Regions from separate parts of the Homo sapiens genome. Here region 2 is linked to region 1. The links are chromatin loops, found by intact Hi-C in ENCODE. Cell type or tissue: PC-3. All regions are shown on one strand. Each heading gives the region's core, and the rest is flanking DNA. Links, peaks and the distances in the headings are about the cores only. Region 1 overlaps LOC105373953 (a long non-coding RNA gene). Region 2 has its middle 110 kb from the start of COPS8.

Region 1 (5,384 bases), core at 83-5,082:
TTGCTTGGTGTTTGGACCTTAGAACTAAGAGCTATTTTCTGGCCTTAGTGATTCCTGGGAATCTTTTTGTAAAAATGACATGGCAACCTCTGCTTAAACACATAACATTTATACATTATTCATCCTGAACCAAGTCATGGCTGACTTGCTTTAAAAAAATAATAAGTGTAATGGTGGATACCTTGGAAACAAATAAACAAGATATCTATCCATTAAAAAAAAACTAAATTAGGATAACAGAATAAATTGTTTCCAGTACATTTAGTTCTTGAGAAGCAGAGTACTAGTACTTGACATTTGATTGTAACAATCAATGAGCTGTTGAAATGACTATTTAAGACAGTATATTCCCAAAGATTACCTTTCATTCAAGGGAGGCTATTTTTGGTGTGAGTTTCCAGTGTAGTAGGCTCAAGGATTGTTTACTCTCTTCTAGTGGTTTGTGCCCAGTGAGAACTTCGGTGATGTCTGTGGGTTTCATTTCCTAGAAGGAACACCCCTAAGGAATTCTGCCTAGTCCCACGTAGATTTTTTTTTTCTTGAACTATTTAATCATCCCAGTCAATTTGTAATTTGGGGAAAAATAAAGGAATTTGAGCTATTATTCAGAATTGTGTTGCTTAATTTTTGGTTTGCTGGTAATTTAAATGGTGATTTAGATAAACAGAATTCCATGATGAAACTTATCCAGAGGACAGGGAAATAATGATTATAGCTAACATCTGTGGATCACTTAACAAGTAGCAAGCTTGTTCTGTACTTCCCCACTAAATTCTCATGACAACCCTATGACTTGGAGACCCAACTTTTCTCTGGTTACAGTGCCCTTAGGATCTCAGGAAATTTTCCCTGTGGCCCCAGGTCAAAAGAAATACCAGTTTTCAGTAGTTAGGTCCAACCAACCCAAGAGTTGCAGTATTGCAATAGACATCATGATTATGTCAAAGCTTCATGCAGTATCTGATAGACATCTCCATGTTTCCTCCTGGAGATTTAAAATGTGCATTGGTGCCCTTGTGAGTTTGTTGTGGCATCTTGGGGTGCCTTGGCACACAGCTTGGGAACCATGGCCTCATGAGGTAAGTCTTATCAATATCCCAGTTTGACATATGGGAAAACTGAGTATAAGAAGGTCTAGGTACTCAGTCAAGATTACCCAGCTGGCAAGAAGGGATGGAGCAGGGAGTCAAACCTCCGGTGGGTGATTCCAGAATGCACCCTTCAGCCTCTGTGCTCCTCACCCCCAAGCCTGTTACTATGGGGAGAATTTCAGGATTCCAAAGCCTGAATGGCATAAGTGGAAAGAAGAATTTGGGATGCATATCAAGGGAGTCTTGCAAAAAGGTGATCTAGAACTAATTCATTCATTTTTCTTTCCCTTTTTTCCACTCATTTATTCATTTCATTCATTCAAAAAGCACATGTTGCCAGGCACTGAGCCATGCCCCATGGAGCTCAGTCTACTGGGGAAGATGGAGAGAGATGACTGATCAGAGCTGGGATGGAGTGTTCACCAGGTGCGTAGAACACAAAGCAGGCTCTGTCTTGGGGCAGGGGGCAGAGGGGCATGTAGGTTTATGAGCAGCAAGGACAGAACCAGTCATACCAAGCAAAGCCAGAAGAGAACAGACCATCTGCCTGGAAAAATGTGACACAGCCCTGCCAAGGCTGTACTTGTATTTCACGACCAAACTACCCGTGCCCTGCTGATTCATTCACATTGTCTCACCTTCTCAGACGGCTACAATTACACACTCATTAAATTCAAACTTGCATGATATGCATAGTCTGCAAGAGATACAATTCCTTTAATACGATGGTGATGGAATTCATACTTGACTCCATATGATATTTAAAAATAGAAATTCAATGCCTTAGCAACTTTTACTTATGTTTATGTGTGTGTATTTTTCCCTTTTAAAACCAGTAAGTCATGTACAGCTCCACCCTTTGATCAAATAATGCATGACTTTTCCTTGTTGCCAGAATCACATTTTCCTCCTCCAAGGCTATATTTCACAAATGCAGCATTCAGCTGGCATTCATTGAGCACCTACTTGCAAGGTGACTCAGAAACTCATTTCTCCACTGAAGTCTCAGTCTGGTGAAGGAGAACGAAAAGGACCTACAGATTCAGGGCACCTGCTAGAGGGTATGGATTTGAGCAGGGTCTTTAGGAATAAATTAGGGCAGGAAGCAGAAGAGGGAGCAGGATCCAGCCAGGAGGAGCACCGTGTGCAAGTTCTAGGGCCTGAGGTAGCACAATCCTCAAGCAAACCATAGCCACCAGGTCCTGCAGCAGCAAGCAGCTGGGGATGGCTGGAATGGAGGAGCCAGCTAGGGAGTGTTTGGAGATGAGGCTGAGGAAGGCAGGGATGCAATTATCAGGAGCTGGGTTCCTTTGGTGGGAAATTGGCATTTTTTGAAGCCACTGAAGGATTTCAGCAAATGAGGGTGGTAATCTTGGTGACCTAGTCCCTCAAATGAGCCAGATATGCAAAGTCAGACCTGAGTATAAATTGTACCATTTAAACTAATTTTTTATACCCCTTGCTATTCTCCGTTTTCGATAAACAAATATTGACTAGGCTTTGATTGTATATCAGGTGCCATGTGGGAACCATCTCTGAGGACAGTCTTCTTTCTGATCAGCAAGGCTCGAGGGTCGCTAATGATAATCAAAAGAGTCCCACTTGTCCTGCTCTCCCTCTGCATCCACTTCTACCACACTGATAAGTAGAAAGAAAGAAAAGTCAACAACCTCAGGATGCTGGCGACGTCATGCAACCCCTTGATGAGTTTTTCCAAGCTGAAGACAGTGAGTTCTGTTTGCCTCAGTTGACAGGAATGGAGCCATCATCTCACATAACTACATGTCCCTGTCCTTTGGCTTAAAAGAAAAGTTAGTCTGTTGTGTGTATTTTCCAACATTTAACAGGGCATAAGAACGTTTTCCTATTTCCTAAGAAAGGCCCAGAGACTATCTCTTCATGCTGCCAGACTCGGGTGGATATGCACTTCTGCTCTCTGACACAGTGCTGACCTGCCCTTTTTCCTTGATATTATCCCATTCAAAGTCCAGGTGAGATAACTGTGAGGTAACTGTGTGTGTGTGTGTATGTGTGTGTGTTTGTGTGCATTAGAGAGTCTGTGTTAGAGAGAAAAAACATTCTAGGGATATTTATTTCCTACTTTGGGTATACACCACACTGCTTCATTTCTTTGCTCTAATTGCTCTGGTTCTGGGCATTGGGAATTCTTTAGGTTGACTCCTGTGCTCTTTTGACATATTCCCATCAATATGATTCTTCCTTATTTTTGAGCATTTTCTTATTTCTGGCACTACAAGATGCTCCAGGCTTGTCTTGTATAATTTCTTGCCAGTCCTGGAATCATCCATTTCTCTAAGGAGTCTTAGTACCTTTCACTAGAGTACCTTTCACTTAGTATTCTACACTAAGATCTGAGTACTAGGCGTGCTGATTGCTACCCTGGGTGTCATTTCTTTTAGGTCCTCTCAGCTGACACAGCAAGGACATATATGCGTGCATGCTAATCTATGTAAGTATACCTATCAATAAATAGTTCCATATGTAAATATCTATACTAAGATAACATGTGTTCATATTGATGTCTCCAACTCTAGTCTGTTACCACGGGCATCACTGTTGTCTCTCTTCCTTGCTTAACTGTGCATTCCCACTCCAACAGTGAGATATCTTGTTCCTGCCATTTGCCATCCATTTACTTAATTGTTCAGTTTTAATATACATGTATAGCAGTATTAGAATTGTTAACCTGTGTTTCTTGGGAAACAACTTTATCAACTAGAGCAGTGGTCCCCAACCTTTTTGGCACCTGGGACCAGTTTCATGCAAGATAACTTTTCCACGAACCAGGGGAGAGGGGATCATTTCAGGATGATTCAAGTGCATCACATGTATTTTTATTATTGTTACAGTGTAATATGTAATGAAATAATTATACAACACACCATAATGTGGAATTAATGGAAGGCCTGAGCTTGTTTTCCTGCAACTAACGGTCCCATCTTGGGGAGAAAGTGACAGATAATCAGGCATTAGATTCTCATAGAGTGCACAACCTAGAACCCTTGCATGGACAGTTCGTGGTAGGGTTCCTGTTTCTATAAGAATCTAATGCACTGCTGATCTGACTGGAGGCAGAGCTTAGGCGGAAATGTGTGCAATGGAGAGCAGCTGTAAATACAGATGAAACTTCACTTGCTCACCTGCTGCTCACCTTCTGCTGTGAACCCCGGTTCCTAACAGGCCATGGACCATTACTGGTCCAGGGCCTGGGGTCTGGGGACCCTTGAAGTAGAGTACAGTCTTATATAAGGTTCCTTTTACCTTTAGTCTTATGTACTCTACTCATTTCCAAAGTTACTTAGGTCAGCACCTTTTGACCTACCACCTTCAGTGAGGTTGTTTCATACATTAGCAATGCATTTAGATTTTTTTGGTCTGTCGGCATTTCTTTCTGAGATTTCTCAACCTCCTAAATACTTTTTAAAAATTTATGTACATTAAAACTCACTTTTTATGCTGTAAAATTTATGGATTTTTACAAATGCATCATACCGTAAAACCACCACTACTGTATTATACAAAATAGTATTACTGCCCTAAACATTCCCTGTGCTTCACTTATTCATTCTTTCCTCCTCCTCCTTCTCCTCCCTTGGTAATTACTGATCATTTTACTGTGTTGATAGTTTTGCCTTTTCTATAATGTCCATCATGATGGTTAATGTCATGTGTCAACTTAACTGGACCACAGGGTTCCCAGACATTTAGTCCAACATTATTCTGGGTGTGTCTGTGAGGGTGTTTCAGGATGAGATTATCTTCTTTTTTATTTTTTGGGTGGTGGGGGAATGGAGTCTCACTCTGTCACCCAGGCTGGAGTGCAGTAGTGCAATCTCAGCTCACTGCCACCTCTGCTGCCAGGGTTCAAGTGATTCTCCTGCCTCAGCCTCCCAAGTAGCTGGGATTACAGGCGCCTGCCACTGTAGCTGGTTAATTTTTGTAGTTTTAGTAGAGACGGAGTTTGACCATCTTGGCTAGGCCGGTCTTGAACTCCTGACGTCATGATCCACCTGCCTCAGCCTCCCAAAGTGCTGGGATTACAAGCGTGAGCCACCACACCCAGTCGAGATTATCTTTTGAATCTCTAGACAGTAAAGCAGATTGCCCTCCCTATTGTGGGCCTCATCCAATCAATGAATCCTAAGTAGAACAACAGGATGTGTGAGAAAAAGACTCCTTCTGCCTGACTGTTGAGCTGAGACATCAGTCTTCTCAGGTCTTTGGACTAGGATTGGAACTACACCACTGGCTCTCCTGGGTCTCCAGTTTACC
Region 2 (5,384 bases), core at 121-5,120, 55 kb after region 1:
CCTGGCATCTCCAAGCTTCCAGGCACCACCATGTTCCCCTTGTCTAGATGCAGCTGCTCACAGCAGAAGCCACATACAGTATATCCGGTCCAGCTGCAGCCTCACATGGAGCTGACACCTGTGCTGTCACTATGCACCCTGTCACAGCAGCCAGTGTGCCTGGCTGTGTGCAGTGGCTGGACCCCATGTTTGCTCACACACCCTTTGCCACTCTGTGCCTGGCTTGCCCTAGGCAGGTGTGGAATCTGGGCCAGTAGCTTGGGCCAAGTGCAGCCTGCCAGGCTGAGTGGGCAGTAACAAGCCCAGTGGGCATGAGCAATACTCAGGCAGAAGGTGCCGCCAGCCACAGAGGTTTCTGGCTGGCAAAGCAACACCTTAAGGATCCTGTGACAACATCAAGGATAGAGAGAAAAGAATAACCAAGGATAATTCCCAGGTTTTTGGCTTGAGCAACTGTAAATTATAATTACATGAATAACAAAAAGTGGTGCCTGAAGTTGTTAGAGAAAATGTTAATTTCCCATATGTTAATTTTTAGGTTTGATTGTTATTCTTTACCAAGTCATTGATGACTCAGCATAGCTGCCATTGACACTGGGACCCTGTTGGGAAAAATGTGTTCTAAGAAAATCAGATTCCCTCCTCTAAGTCAAAGCAGTTAAGGTTAATTTGTAAAACACATCTCTGTGATAATGCAGCTGAATTATGAGTAACTCTTTTAACGAAAGCAAGCCTGGAAGGAACAGATCAATCCTCCAACCTCCAGGAGCTGTTGCTTAACTTCTTTACCCATCTGCTTTCCCTCTCCAAAACCAAAGGTTTAGTTTGATTTCTAACTAAAAGGCAAATTGAGTTAGTGTCTCACACACCCCTCCACTAGATAAGTTAATAAATAGTAAAAGAGCCCTAATTTAAAAACAGAGAGGACAGAGACAAGCTGGATAAAGTCCAGAATGAGTGATGGAGAGTGGACCCAAGTGCTGAGGTCCTTCTTATCCTTATAAACCTGTCCCCAACCCAGAAAACAAGGCCCTTCTTCTTGTTGGAGGCTTAGAAATATTTCTGCTGACACCTGGACTTGATGAGGAGGAAATAGCATGGGAGGAGGCAGTCTGCAGTTGTGGAAAATGCATGGAATTTGGAGCCAGACATAATTGGGTTCAATCCTGAGCTCTGCCTCTTATCGGTGATATTTTTGAAAAAGTAACTCAACTTCTCTGAGCCTCATCTGCAAATCCAGGTTATACAACAGACCTTATGGGCTGTTATCATGACTCATGGGTGTGTATACAAAGTACTTAGCATAGTGCCTGTCATGTTTGAATAACTAATAAATACTCCAACTCCACTCCAGACCCCCCAAAGAACTGCAAATTAATGACAGAAATCTAGAGATTGTGGAACACAGGAGTAATTTTAAATTTCTTTTTCAGATGGGAAAACCTCTTTGTAGAAATTCATGAGATGTCTAAAAATATGTACACATAACATTTATTGTCCCATGGAATTTTAAAAATCAAAATAGAGATCAAGAGACATCTGTTTTTCTACCATGGAAATACCATAAATATTTCCTTAATGTACGTCATGAGCATAAGAAAGAGAAGTTCACAGTAAATGGATGGAAATGTAGATACAAGCAAATTAACCCTGAACCTCAGCTTAATAAGTGCTCTAGTTCTCAGCAGTCCTTCTATTTGTCCTAAATTCCTCCTCCACACCATTTTCTCCACATGGTGAGATGAAAAGGGTATGGGTCAAACAGGACTCCTAGTAGGAGAATGGATAGTTTTTATGTGAGAACCACCTTTTGTAATTTTCTTATTTCTGTAAAATATTACTATTTTTACACTGAGGCATGTGGATTTTATCTACAATGTTGAAAACAGAAATTTCAGCCAAGTTTAAATACAAAGATAACTGCCTATCAACATGTTTTAGGTTCACGAATAAAACACATCAATTAGCATAGGTGTGATTATTTAACTGGGCAGAAGGAGCCAAAAAGTTCATGTGGAACATCCTCTGGAAACCTAAATCTAGGGAGATTCATCAACAAACCCTTCTACTGCATAATCTCCTGTACAATGTTTCTCTTTTGCCTTAGACTACCTGTACACTTCAGTACCCAGCTGCATGGTAGAGATGACTGTTCCCCAAACTTGTAACCTCCAGCCTGTTTGTTCTACATGGGAAAATTAAAAGAGCATGGGATTTGGAGCTAGGCAAATCTGAATGCTCAGAATCAGACTTCTCCTTGACTTTGGTTAATTATACAACCTTTCTGTAATAACTGCTACTGCTGTGTGAGATAACATGTTAAACTTCTGTGGTTTGTTACAAGTATCATTTCCCTCATGCTCATGAATCTACATGTTGAGTGCAGCTTAGCTGATAGCCTGGGACTCAGTGGGCAGCCCTGCTTCACGCTGTGGTTCAGCTGGGCATGGCTCTGGGCTTTGATCAGACTCAGGTCTGCGACGCGTGTTTTATTCTAAGGTTCAGGCTTCAGGGCAGTGGCCACTCAGGGGAAGCTCTTCTAATGGCAGGTCTCAGTGCATAAGAGCCAAGCAGACTGCTCAAGCATTGAAGGCTCATTTCACATCTGCCCACTTTCCCTTGGCCAAAGCATGTCCCACGGCCAAGCCCAACATCAATGTGGAGAGGAAATATACTCCTCCCAAGGAGCTGGATGGGGGCAAAGTAGGTAAATATTTGAGAACAATAATGCAAACTATCAGACTGCTTAAAGCCCTTCTGTGAAAATCAGAGACAGCACTTCCCACCTGCTAGGGCTGCTGTGTGAGTGTTGGATAGATATGGTGTCTGTCCAGTGGGTGGGGTCAGCATTGTACTGGTCTAGTTGTCCAAACACAGGAATAATGAATCAGCTTCACTTACACACAGAGCTTTTGTGATCTAACTTCCCTGGGGCCTTTTAAAGACATGCATCTGCTGCAGTGCCTGGGGGTGCTCATCGGGCTGAGGTCCACCCTTCCCCTACCAGCTCTTTCACTTTGTTTATATCTCCTTACCTCCCCACCTGACCCTCTGTGATTAGAGGGATTTGATAGCTGAAGTTGCTTTTTTACTTTTACTTCCTAGGAGCTAAAAAAAGGCCGGGGTAGATGTTGCTTCCTTTGGTCACTTTCTTTCTTCTCTGAAATCTACCCCAAGAACAATGTTCATCCAAAGCACATCTTTGATAATGTGATGTAAATTTGGCACACAAGTGGGTTTCTTAGAGAATTTATATTATCGTTTTAATAATGGAACATTCCACAGTGACCTCTTTAAAACTTGTCTTATTTAATTCAGAGTGGTTTAGAAATCAAGCTGCTTTAGAAATAGACCAGCCTGTAGTCAGCAGCCATGAACATGACTATGAGCTCTTTAGCTGGGGACCATGTGAAGCCTGGTTTGTGAGGATGATTGGCTCATTTAAGGGCAACAAACAAATTGTTGTAGAATTGCTGGGGAGCCAGTTAGGAAGGATCTTTCCAGTGCTCTGTGATTGTCAGCAGTTCTGGTGCAATGAGGCAAAGACTGTGCTTTTGACCCTGCTCCTGTTACACCAGAGTCCATAGCTTTCAATCCATCCTGATGTGGAGGCACTGAGGTCTTTAGCTTGAAGCTTTGGTTGGACAACTGTTTGGAAAGTCTAAAATCAGGAATAGACACAGCCCGTGAAGAGCACAGTCACAATGGAGATTCTCCTCTACCCAAGCCTGGAGGATGGGGTCTGCTCGCCCCAGCGAGGAGTGAAGGTTTGGATGCTGCAATGGTCATATGGAAAAGAATGAGGCTCTTGAACCTTCGGGGGTCAAATCTTGTCTCTCCCAGGTAATGTTGTGCAGTCTCAGATATGCCACTTACTTGCTCCGAACTTCAATTTCCTCCTCTCTAAATGAACATACGAAACTTGTGGGAATTTGAGGTTATGCAGTGAAGCAACCACACAAGCCGCCATCCCAAGAGGCCATAAATCAAAGGTGTAAAGGCCCAGCTGTTGGGATCGTCCAGCTGGATCCATCTCTTACCAACTGTGTGGCCTCAGGAATGTGGCTTCGCCTGTCTGAGCCTCGGCCCCTGAGTCTGTAGAATGGAGATAATTACATCATCTGCCTTACAGGTGTTTGTGGAGGTCAGCTAAGATGATGAGGAACAGAAGGTTGCATGGCAGGTGCACAGCACGTAGTCAGTAAAGGGGAACCTTATGACATGGACCACTGTCTGGAGGAGGAAGGGCACAGACAACATATCAGAGCTTGGACCAGGGCTTGGACTAGACTTCACTGAGAATCATGGGATCCCAGGGGGAAGGCAGGCTTGACTCAGGTGGCCAAACAGCTGTCTCAAGAAAGGCCTCTCCAGGTTGCATTGCTGATAGAAGACAGAGCTAGCCAGTTTGCTCTACCCCCTAAAGTAGGCTCCTCTCCTGCACAGTGTTTTCATATGCCTCAGGGCCATGTGACACTGAAGACAGCCCCTGAGTGCAACGTCTTTAGGACATCCGCACAAAGCTGCCCTGAACATGCACCTCGAAGACCATCTGGGAGCCTGCCAGAGCTTGGGCAAAAACCTGTAGAGAGTGCCCACATGCTGGTAAGGCAGAGGCTAACTGTTTTTCCATGGAGATGGAGTCCGGCTCTGTCTCACTAAACCCTGATGCCTTGTTCTGGAAAAGCATTCCTGGCCTTTTGTTTCTCCACTTTCCTTGCAGGGAGGTTGCTGTCATTTCCCTCTATTTTTTTTCCCAACATTTATCCTCAGGCAGAACACAGTCACATGCCAGTGGCTGCAGCCCCACACTGGGGGTTTCAGTTGCAGGTGGGAGGTGGGGAGCATGCCAAGAAATGCCAGCCCCAGGGCGAACGAGGGAGGGCTAGCTGGGGAGCACCCCCTCCCCACCCATAGCCACAGCTGGAGCCCCTGAAGCCCATCTCCAGGGCTAGATCAGGGACTTTTCCAGGCAGCCGAACCCTACAGGCATTTTCATACTGCGACCTGACGCCTTTCAAGGGTTGTGCTCCTGGGTGACTCTAGCTCAGCTACACCTAGACTGTCTGTTGCTGGCAGACTCACTCCTTCAACTGATACTTTCTAAATTTCTATCAGGTGCCAGGCAAGACCCACCTAGTCCCTGCCGTCATGGAACACACGGGCTAGGGGAAACAGACATTAGTAAAAAGTCATACAAATAACAGAGCAATCAGTGCTGCGAAGAAAAGTACAGGGAGCCACGAAACCATCTAACAGGGGCCTGGATTTATTGCAGGGAGACTGAGAAAACTTTTCTAAGAAGGTGGAATTTTAGCTGAGGCCTGGAGCATTCATGTGTTCATTCATACAGTGTGTGTGCTTGGGTTTTCTGGAACAGAACC

What was found. Hi-C counts contacts between places; a loop is a spot of excess contacts. Peaks named below come from ENCODE experiments on the same cell type or tissue, not always from the same donor. Only the 100,000 strongest peaks of a DNase experiment are listed, where the experiment ranks them.
Region 2: it touches region 1 in a loop (9-fold over the local background); 6 of 110 quality-filtered maps call a loop at or near these places.

The regions. Positions count from the first base shown.
Region 1 is chr2:237,249,836-237,255,219 of GRCh38, reverse strand. The region is part of intron 4 of LOC105373953 (a long non-coding RNA gene); the gene reads right to left. Among named protein-coding and RNA genes, the nearest start is that of COL6A3, 160 kb to the left of the region's middle. In PC-3, for the core only: no CTCF peak of the experiment used is centred there; a DNase peak (open chromatin) is centred at 1,999; H3K27ac peaks cover 2,560 bases.
Region 2 is chr2:237,194,561-237,199,944 of GRCh38, reverse strand. No RefSeq gene overlaps it. Among named protein-coding and RNA genes, the nearest start is that of COPS8, 110 kb to the right of the region's middle. In PC-3, for the core only: no CTCF peak of the experiment used is centred there; a DNase peak (open chromatin) is centred at 2,874; H3K27ac peaks cover 1,374 bases.